Linked DNA regions of Mus musculus: region 2 is linked to region 1. A link is a loop called in an ENCODE intact Hi-C map of the cell type or tissue named here. Cell type or tissue: heart. All regions are shown on one strand. Links, peaks and the distances in the headings refer to the core of each region. The heading gives the core; the rest is flanking DNA.

The links. A loop is a pair of places that touch in the nucleus more often than their neighbours do. Peaks named below come from ENCODE experiments on the same cell type or tissue, not always from the same donor. Only the 100,000 strongest peaks of a DNase experiment are listed, where the experiment ranks them.
Region 2: it touches region 1 in a loop (2.3-fold over the local background); 7 of 42 quality-filtered maps call a loop at or near these places.

Annotation. Positions count from the first base shown.
Region 1 is chr4:135,766,825-135,772,145 of GRCm38, reverse strand. Myom3 (myomesin family, member 3) reads right to left here. Exons shown (of 37, transcript NM_001085509.2): 6 at 1,380-1,475; 7 at 526-614. Among named protein-coding and RNA genes, the nearest start is that of Myom3, 9.8 kb to the right of the region's middle. In heart, for the core only: a CTCF peak has its summit at 3,114; a DNase peak (open chromatin) is centred at 4,975; H3K27ac peaks cover 1,118 bases.
Region 2 is chr4:135,681,068-135,686,388 of GRCm38, reverse strand. No RefSeq gene overlaps it. Among named protein-coding and RNA genes, the nearest start is that of Ifnlr1, 2.7 kb to the left of the region's middle. In heart, for the core only: a CTCF peak has its summit at 2,647 (motif pointing left); no DNase peak of the experiment used is centred there; H3K4me3 peaks cover 579 bases; H3K27ac peaks cover 375 bases; H3K27me3 peaks cover 1,617 bases.

The DNA of each region.
Region 1 (5,321 bases), core at 251-5,250:
GAGGCCCTCGTCTGGATGGCTCCAACAAGCTATGGAGAAGGGCTGTCAAGGTCACCTGGGAGAGTTGGCTAGGTTCTTTCTGGTGGTCTGTCAGGGGGCAGTGAGGCCTGAAACCCAGTCTGTTCTGTCCTCCTCTTATAGGACAGACCCCCTTCCTGATCCATTTACATATGACACAAAAAGTTTAGTGACTGACCCATGCCTGTTATGACCCTAGGGACAGAGCTAAGTTCAAGGCTAGCGTAGGACAGAGACAGACCGTATATACTGGATGCATAATGAGTGCTGAGGGGTCGGGGAATCCCCATTTCTCCTCCTAGTGGCGCTCCACACACTCTCCGGGGACAGAGCTTCCTGCTTACACCATCAACTCACCTAGTTGGCCTTGCTAGTCTGAGAGAGGAGGCTCTCTCAGTCCAAAGGCCTCTAGGTCCCCAGTCCCAGCTCATGTGCCATCTTAGCTTCATGGCTGTCTGCTAGCCATGGGCTTGTGGGGCCTGGCCTGTTGGGGATGGAGGGACTTACTGCGGATGAGGACTTTGGCAAAGGAAGAGGCCTGGCCGTAGGCGTTCTTCACCAGCACAGTGTAGGTGGCCGAGTCCTCCACCGTGCACCTAAAAAGGAGGGAGGAACCCCACAGGATGCTAGGCTCCATGAGGAACACATCCCTTGCTGGGTGGCTCATCAAGGAACTCCTCCCCAGCCCCCCCTCCCCCACACATGGGGAAGACCCAGGATTGTGTGTCTTTGGGCTGCTCACTAGATTTCTATGAAACACTAGGGATATGACATCGGCCTATACCAGCTCAAGGGAAAGGGCTTTGAAAACATGTACCACCCTGCCTTGTTATTACCGACTGTAGAAGATCAGAGAGATGGAGCGATTCTCCCAGAGTCACATAGCTACTGAAATTCAACCCAGCGGTCTGCGCCTCTTTCCAGGCACTGCCTCCAGCCCTATTGACATCTCCATGTCAAAAACCACGAACAGATTTCTTTCCTCTGAGGCCTAGTGCCAGTCCGTGCCAATCCATGCCAGAGTCAGGCATAATGCCCAAATCTTCTGCTTCAGGCCTGAGTCTCATCACCAGCCAGAATAGCCCTGTGTGCCCCAAAAGAAGCTTGACTGGTTCCCATCCAGGGTACCCCAATGGAGTAGTGAGAGGAGGCGCCTTTTTTGCTCCATCAGCAAGCCGAGAGCCCCCCTGGTGCCCTGTGTTCCCTGGCACCTCAGGCAAGAGCTCTCTTGCTGGATCCCCAAGCTTTGCCCTGGTCCCTTAGGCCTTCTGAGGATGGCGAAACCCGGGTACTAGAGCCCAGGGTTAGCCTCAGTGGTGTCATGGGAGTGGGGGATGGGCCAGGCTCTGTCTGTGCTTTACCTCATGATCTCCAGGGTCAGCAGCCCGTAGTTGTTGGTGATACGGTACTTGCCGGCTGGAAAGAGGCGGGGATCGATCCGGATGTCGTTCTTGTACCTGTGGAGACACAGTAGCTGTGGTGAGTTGGGGGACGTACACAGACAAGGATTCCAGCCTCAGCAATGTGCTGCTCTCCATTTGGCTACACCCCTGGTGGGACTTCCACTGCCAGCCTCAGTTGTCCTCACTTGGAAAACGGGAGCACACAGGGCTGGCTCTGTACATGGGGTTACCTCTGAAGGGCTGCTATACCCCTAAGGGTAACTCTTCCTTGGTCCTGATCACTGTAGCTGCTCAAAGATCCATTCCAGTCTGCGGTAGCTGACAGAGGCACTCCCAGGGCACACCAGACACAAGGCCTTGAACTTGGACTCCTCTTTGAGGTGCCTGTACCAATGAAAGCTCCAAACCTCTCTCTATAACTCCCAGGGTGATGCTTATAATCACTGCTATTTATTTATTGAAGTTTTGAGATTGGGTCTCAGGTAGCCCAGGCTAGACTTGATTTAGAAACATAGCCAAGGATGACCACAAACCGCTAATACTCCTGCCTCCGTCTCTCAAGTGCTAGGGTCACAAGTGTGCAGCTACCAAGCCTAGTTGTTGCTGCTTCCTCTTTCTTTCCTCTTCTCCCCTTTCCCTGTCCTCCTCCATCCCCCTCCCCCCTCCTCTTCCTCAGCTCTTTCTCCATCTTCTTTGGAGATAGGGTGACAGTGTGTAGCTCACATGAGCCTTGGATTTGAGGTCCTGGGGGCTCAGCCTCTTGAATGCTGGGGTTACAGGCATGCACCTCCACATCTGGCTTTCTATCCCTAATTTTAGCTCTCAATTAGATTACCCCAGGGAACTTAAAGTTTTTTCCTCCTGGAGCTGGGGTGCAGGCTGGCGTGGGACATTTGCCTAGCACGCATAAGACCCGGGGTTGTCTGAACAACATTGGAGGCTTTTAATTATGATGTACAGAGTTGGAACACAAGCCTTGTGGGGCCTGCGTCAGAGAGCACACATTGCTCTGCCATATCAGGTCCCTCCAATCCAGTGGTTCTCAACCTGTGGGTGGAGACCCCTTTGAAAATCAAATGACCCTTTCACTGGGACTGCCTAGGACCATGGGAAAACACAGATACTTACGTTACAATTCATACAGAAACAAAGCTACAGTTATGATGAAGTAGCAATGACAATGATTTTATAGGTGGGGGTCACCAGGACATGAGGTAAAGGGTCACAGCGTTAGGGAGGTTGGGGAAACGACTGTTCTAATTCTAAAGAAACAGGATTTACCCTGGAGCCTCCCACCAGACTGCCTGTCTCCTGACCCTCTCTCTGGGAGGTGTGGTCATATGACAATGGTCAACAGCAAGTGGGCACAGGAGCCACATGACCGCTGCTGACTCACTTTCCATCAGTTTGACCTGTGGCTGTGTCACTGTGTCCTGTGGCTGTAAGAAGGCTCAGATGCTGTGGGCAGAGCTGCCAGGGGCCAGTGTTCTGTCTGGACATGCCCTGTGTCCCAGTAAACTTAGGACTACTGGGTATAGAACCTGTACACTGGTGTTGGGTGGATGGGTGCATGCGCGCGCGCGTGTGTGTGTGTGTGTCTCAGGGGTGAATTCAGAGATACCTCTTCGGGCTCTAGCACAGCCAGTTGACGTTGAAAAGGAAGGTGTCCTTCTTGCAGACAGAGGGCGCTCCAGCCTCAGGACCAGCCTTTCTTGGACCTGGGCTGTCTCTCTGGGTGCCCTATTTATCCCCATGGCCAGGGAACAGAGGCACATCCACTCTGTCCCTATTTAGGAAAGGGGCCCAGCTAAGTCTCCTGTGGGGAGGGCAGTGCTTAATCTGGGCACACATCTCTCCAGGCTCTGAGGACCAGGACCCTAGCCCAGACCTGTCAGAAACATTCCAGACTCCTCAGGCTGGGCTGCCCAGGCCCTGCCGTCCTCTCAAGGCGCAGCAGCTGCCAGGCCCTAAGCCTCATCCTGCCTGCCCCTCCAGCCAGAGAGGCCTCAGGAAAATGACTTACTATTTGCCTACATTTTCCATTGCTCTTTGAGATAGCGTCTCACTGGGTAGCCCAGATCAGTCTCAGACTTGTATCCTTCCTGCCTCAGCCTCCAGAAGCCAGGAATCACAGGCCTATGCCTCTATGGTTAATCTCCTGGGATGTATTGATATTCTATTCCTTCTATCTATCTGTCTGCCAGCCTGTCTATCTATATACTTATTATTATTTTTTTGTTGTTTTGGTTTTTTGTTTTGTTTTTGTTTTTAGTTTTGCTTTTTTTTTTTTCCCCCTTTTGGTTTTTTTCGAGACAGGATTTCTCTCTGTGTAGCCCTGGCTGTCCTGGAACTCACTCTGTAGACCAGGCTGGCCTCGAACTCAGAAATCCACCTGCCTCTGCCTTCCATGTGCTGGGTTTAAAGGCGTGCGCCACCACTTCCCGGCTCTTATTTTTGTTTTTTGTTTACAGAGTCTTACTATGTAGTCTTGTCCTAGAACCACTACCTTCTCTCTCTCTCTCTCTCTCTCTCTCTAAGATTTTTTTATTATTATACATAAGTACACTGTAGCTGTCTTCAGATGCACCAGAAAAGAGGGCCTCAGATCTCATTACGGGTGGTTGTGAGCCACCATGTGGTTGCTGGGATTTGGACCTTTAGATGAGCTATCTCACCAGACCACTTTACCTTTTTTTATTATTATTAAAGAACAAACAAACAAACAAGCTTACGTGCAGGAGGCTTGTGGGGAATTGTGTGTGATAATGCAGAACCCGAAGCAGCCAGAGACTCAGCCAGAGACTTTGACTTCTGTTAGGCTGGCGTTGCAGACAGTTGTGAGCTACCAACACCGGTGCTGGGAATTGAACTCTGGTCTTTTAGAAGAGCCTTATTCATTCATAGCCATTAAGCCATCCCTCTAGCCCTAGATTCCGATTTTAAGGGTACTTCCAGCAGTTGCTGCCCCCTCCCTTTACCTCTCCCTGGCACCTCTCTGAACACTGAGCGCCCCCCAAATACCCAGGGGGTATTCTTGGGTTTCTTCTTGTTCATGTGCAGCCCCACATATGCAGCATCCTGAGAACAGATCCATCCCCCTGCCTGCCCTACGTAGCAAGTCTGTCCTCAGCGACTGTGACTGAGTGCTCAGAGTGTTTGCCTCACTAGGGCAATGCTCTGTGATTGAGTCCTCTCAATGCTCCTGCATCTAGGAAGTGCTCAGGAGTTGCTGAATGGATGGACTCTCCTGACAAGCCTGAGCAGGAACACACCCTCAGAGACCAGACTTATGGTTCAGCTCCATAATCACCAAGCCAGGAACCTCAGGGGTCACCAGCCAGTGGGTCTGGCCTTGGCTTCTCCCATTTCAGGAATCCTTGGCTCTGTAGTGCTGGCCTTGCTGGTTGGCTCAGAAACCAGCCCCCCTCCCCCAGTATCCACCCCTGCTTCACCGACTTAGCTCAGATCTGAGTTGGAAGCAGAGCTCTTACTGGGGCCAGCCACTGGCAGGTGGCACTGCCTTGGTCTCCACAGCTCCCTTTGCCCAGCGCACTGTCCAGTGCATGACTTTGAAAGTGTGCCAGCTGGAACTGGCCAGTCTGGAGGCCAACTTCCTTCAGATGTCATTCTTGGTTGTGATCCGCCTACCTGTTTGCCATCTCCAGCTACTTAGCACTTGTGTGCTTTAAGTTAAAAACAACAACAACAAAACCCCAAACAACCACAACAACAACAAAACAAAACAAAACAACAACCCCCCTCTCCCCCACCAACCTAACCTGTTGCTGTCTTGCTGAGATCTGAATCGTGATCTACTTTGGTTATCTGGCCTTACATAAGGGCTCAAATGGGACAAAAGTGGCCGCCTGTATAAAGGGGTCCCTTTACTTGGACTTTTGG
Region 2 (5,321 bases), core at 167-5,166, 86 kb after region 1:
CTCAGTAACATTTTTTAAAAATCAGACAAGAAATCCAGTTCTGGGGTTCCGTTGAGGAGTAAATAGCACCTAGGGTAGAGTTCGAGGAGACTGGCAAGACTCCCGTTTTGCAGGCGGAGCGGGGGATGGCACCCAGCCTGTCTTGCGAGTTTCTTACTGAGTTTCTGCAGGAATTCCCGGCAGGCTTGTTACTCCCCGCCTACATCGCGGTAAAAGCTTGGAGGAGGCTGTCCTAAGCTGCAACGCGGTCTGTGTCGCTACTAACCAGAAAGGACATCGCTTCAGGCTTTGTTTTCTATCCTGGAGCAGGGGACACTTCATTCCACCACACAAACCATTCTAACTAGCCAAGTGGGAAACGCTGGTTTTGTAAACAGAAGGGCCGAAACCAGAAACCTGCGAAACCACGGAAGGGGAAGCGGGATCTTTCTAAATTACTCTCCTTATAGGTAGAGTCGGGACAAGGCTAGGACAACAACGTGTGTGTGTGTGTGTGTGTGTGTGTGTGTGTGTGTGTGTGTGTGTCCTTTTGTGTGTAAGGATTAAGGGTTATGGACTTCATCTTCTGCATTTTGCCTGCACGGAGTGCGAATGGGGAGTTGGGGTGGATACCACATAGGTACATTGATATCTCTATGGAATTGTTGCAGAATACATACAAGATAGAAAAAGAACAAAAGCTGGACTTTTGGAAAGCAGGCCATTAGCTCAGGTTTCTCTTGATCTCCTGGGGGATTCAATAGACAGCTTAGTTTCTGTCTGGGGACCCAACTTTAACTCGAGTTATTTTGATTTGATTTTTTTTTTAAACTCTGCTCTGTTCAGGCCCAGCACAACAAGAGGTGTCTGGGATTTTTTAAACTACATTCGAGAAGCACAAAAACACATCCTAAAATTATGAGCTTTTTAAGGTACACACCTGCAATCCCAGCCCTGGGTTGATAGAGGTTGGGGGACCAGGAGTTCAAGGTTAACCTTGGCTATGTAAGAAATCAATCATTATGATCCATTTTCAGTATAAGGTGTGTTTAGGGCTCGTCAGAGATGGTGGAGGGGCTCTAGGCCCCTTTTTCCTCTGCCTAGCAGCTGGTGTCTGCTTCTCTAGGTATTGTCAGTGTGTTCTAGGGTTGAAAGTTACAGGTAGTCTGCCCGCCTGTAAGCTCACATATCAGAAAAGGAAAGGTTTGTGTCCTGTACCATTTAGATAAGGAATTCCGGAAGGGGACAATACTAGACAGCAGGTAGATTTTAGCTCCCTGAAGAATTCAGCCAATGGGAACCAAAGAGAGCCGAGAAATGAGATTAGGGGCATAAAAACCATTTTTGTGTCACATTTGGTGCCCCAAACATGTTTGCCTTTTCTCTGGGCTGACTCTACTTTGCAAGTTCTCAACACAAACTGATTCTCTGCTGGGGCTCCAGGACCCTTATTCTGAAATGAAGACCAAACGAATTCGGAGTCCCAGGACTCTTATTTTGAAGTGAAGACCACTGCTTCTCAGCTTTATAGGGATTCAGTTGAGGCTAGCCTGATCTACTCAAGACTTTGTTTCAATTAAAACAAAAGGAGCAAAAAGCTGGATAAAGCTATGTCTTCCTAGACATCATAGAGAGAAATATCTAGACATCTCCCTCTACAGTAATGGCCATTATTTTGGAGTAAAGAGGATTTTTTTCTTTACATTTTTTTTCCCCAAGTAATGACTGTTTCTTATGAGCAGGTTAATGGTGAAGTAAACAAAAGGCTAATTATAGAGACAAGAAGCGCAGCTAATTCCTTTCTTGTTATCTACTGCACTGTGCTCAGGTTCACGGCTGTATTCAACTTACATCACTCTCACGTGCTCCCTTGCTACTCAGAAAAACAAATCTGGCTTTTGCTTGCTCTTCCACAGAAACTCAAAACACTATCCCGGAGATGAGGACTCTAAAGACAGTAGTGAACTATTTCACTCAAAAGGCAATGCTAATTTATTGATTTCTACCTATTTTTTTAATTCTCTCATATATTACATTCCCTGACAATGTTTCCATCTCCCCCTTTCCGCCCAGTCCCTCCCTTCCACCTTCCCTCTCCCCAGATCCACTCCTCCTCCATTTCCCTTCAGGAAAGAGTGGGATATCAACCAAACATGGTATATCAACTTGCAATAAGATTAGGCACATCCTCTCATGTTAAGGATGGACAAGGGTCCCAAAAGTAGGCAAAAGAGTCAGAGATAGCCCCTGCTCCCACTGTTAGGAGTTCCATGAAAACATCAAGTTAGTAATATGTATACAAAGGACATGAGTCAAATCCACGCACACTCCCTGATTGCCAGTTCAGTCTCTGTGAGCTCCTTTGAGCCCTAGATAATTGATTCTGTGTTCTCCTGGGGTCCTTCACCCCGCTGGCTCCTACAACCCCCACCCCTGTTCTGCAGGATTCCCTGAGGTCTGCCTAAGGCTTGGCTGTGGGTTTTTGCATCTGCTCCTGTCAATTGCTGGGCGAAGCCTCTCAGATGGTGATTCTGCCAGGCTCCAGTCTACAAGCAGAGCAGAGCAGTATTAGGGATCATTTAATTGACTTTTTCTTCTACCTCAGCTCTCTGGGCACCCAGCCTCTGGTTCCTGGACTCCAGGCCGTGTCAGGTGTGGGCTCCCTCTGGTGGCCTCTCAGGTTCATTAGTTGGCGAATCCCAGAATTTCTTGGACTCCTTTATCCCAGCACATCTTGCAGGCAGGAGGAATTGTAGGTCGAAGGTTTTGTGGTTGGGTTGCTGTTCCAGTCCTTCCCTTGGAAGGCCTGGCTGGTTACAGAAAATGGCCAGTTCAGGCTTCACAGCCCCTATTGCTAGGAGTCTTCACTAGGGTCACCCTCGTAGATTCCTGGCCATTCCCAGTGCACTAGGTTTCTACCTCACCCCCAAGTGTCCCCCAGTTCCAGTCATCTCTCCCAGTTCTCTCTCTCTCTCTCTCTCCCTCTCTCTTACCCCCCCCATCTCTTCTCTTCCCATTCCCACGCCCCTCCCTCCGGTCCACCTGTGAAATCTATTTCCCCTTCCCGGGGAGATTCCTGTGTCCCCTTCTTGTTACTTAGTCTCTCTGGGTGTGTGGATTGTAGCACAATCATCCTTTACAGCGAGTGTACACTTATCAGTGAGTGCATATCACAATTATCTTTCTGGGCCTGGGTTTCATCACTCAGTATGATATTTTTTTCTAGTTCCATCTATTTGCCTGAAATTTTCATGGTTCTTTTTTAAAACAGTTGAGTAATAATACTCCATTGTGTAAATGTACCACAATTTCTTCACCCATTCTTCCGTTGAGGAACATCTAGGTGATTTCCAGTTTCTGCCTGTTATGAATAAAGCTGTTTTGAACATAGTTGAGCAAGTGCCCTTGTGGTGGAATGGAGCATCCTTTGGATTTAAGCCCAGGAGTGGGATAACTGGATCTTGAGGTAGATCAAGTGCCAATTTTCTGAGAAACTGCCATATGGATTTCTAAGATGACTTTACACGTTTGCACTCCCACCAGCAATGGAGCAGTGTCCCCTTGCTTCATGTCCTTGTCAACGTGAGCTGTCACTTGTACTTTTGATCTTAGCCTTTCTGACGGGTGTAAGAAGGACCTCAAAAATCACTTTGATTTGCATTTCTCTGATGGCTAAGGACGTTGAACATTTCTTTAACTGTTTCTCGGTCACGAGAGGGTCCTTTGTTGAGAATTCTCTGTTTAGATTCACATCCTGTTTTTTCATTGGTTTGTTGATGTCTAGTTCATGAGTTCTTTATGTATTTTGGATATGAGCCCTCTGTTAAATGTGGAGTTGGTGAGAATTTTATCCCATTCTATGGCTGCCGGTTTGTCCCATGGACGGTGTCCTTTGCTTTTTCAGTCCCATGAGGACCTGTGTAAAAGTATCTTTTATTTGTCTGATGTCATTGTCATCTCCAAGGCCTCCATCTGCTAACCTAGGCCTAGTCCTGGAAGCTTCTAGTCTCCATACAATCTTATCTGGGTCTAGACTGTTTTCAGCCTCTGAGACTTGCTGCTGAACAAGCTCCCCCTTTCTAGCTCTTTCTGAACTCTGGTTGGTCAACTTAACTGTCCTGACTCAAAACTCCTCTCCATACTGGCTGATTCAGACTGGCTTCTTTCAGCCTCTGACTGAGTTGCTCTGCTTGGCCTCATACTAACTCTGGCAATGTATTCTAATCTTCTGACTCCTTCTCACTCTCTAGTCAGTTCTGTCTTCACCTGTGTCTAGTTTGTCCTCTCTCTCTCTCTCTGCAGCCTGCCTCTGTACCACTGTCCCTGTAAATCTGTCCCCTCTCCATTCTCTCTCCTAGAGCTGCTCTGTCTTCCGTAGCTTCTCTTTGCTCTCTGTTCTCGTGAGAGTTGGGCGTGTCCTATTCTGTCAAGTCTTTCTCTGATTCGTCACTCTGTCTGCCTCTCAATTAGACATTACTTTCAAACATGGGTGCTTCCTGCTTCAAACTAACTGCTTTCGTTGTTTGGGATTAAAGGTGAGGTCTAAGGGCATGTCTGTATGCCAGCCAGAGGGATTAAAGGTAGCCATGATGCTGGATTAAAATCCCTCTACAGTCCCACTTATTAACTGCTGATCCTGGGATCTTTTAATGTTCTCTCCAGGAAGTTGACTCCTGCCAATGTATTCAAGGCTTTCCCTCACTTTCTTTTTTATCGGGTTCAGTGGATCTGGTTTTATGTCAAGGTCTTTGATCTGCTTGGCACTGTGTTCTGCTTGCATGTATGCCTACGTACCACATGCATTCAGCACCTACAGACTCCAGAAGAAGGTATTGGATCCCCTGGAACTAGAGTTACAGATGGTTGTGAGCCGCCAAGTGGATGAACCCCAAGTCCTCTGTAAAAGAATCCAGTGGTCTTAGCCCCCGAGCCATCTCTCCAGCCCCAAAAGGATTTTTTTAAAAAAATTGTTTGACAGTGCTGAGGATTGAATCAAAGGCCTAAGGCATGCTATAGGCAAGCACACTGCCACCCAGGCCCCCTGGAGGTCATGTCTCACTAAGTAGCCCAGGTTAGCCCTGAACTCACTCTGTCACCCACACACTTTCATTTGCCTTGTTGTCCTGTGTCAGCACCTCACATAGCCTTTTCCTTTAAAAGCCTCTGCTCTCTAATCATGTTTTTAAATTTTAATTAGAAAAAATTAAATCTGTATACAAAGTAGCGGGTCCTATTTTCCCATGAGAAAGGTCACTCTTATTCTAAAACTAACCATAGCTGTGTGGATCCACAACCCTGAAGGTGGAGGGGTTTCAGAAATAAAAGGTTTTACTTACTGAGTC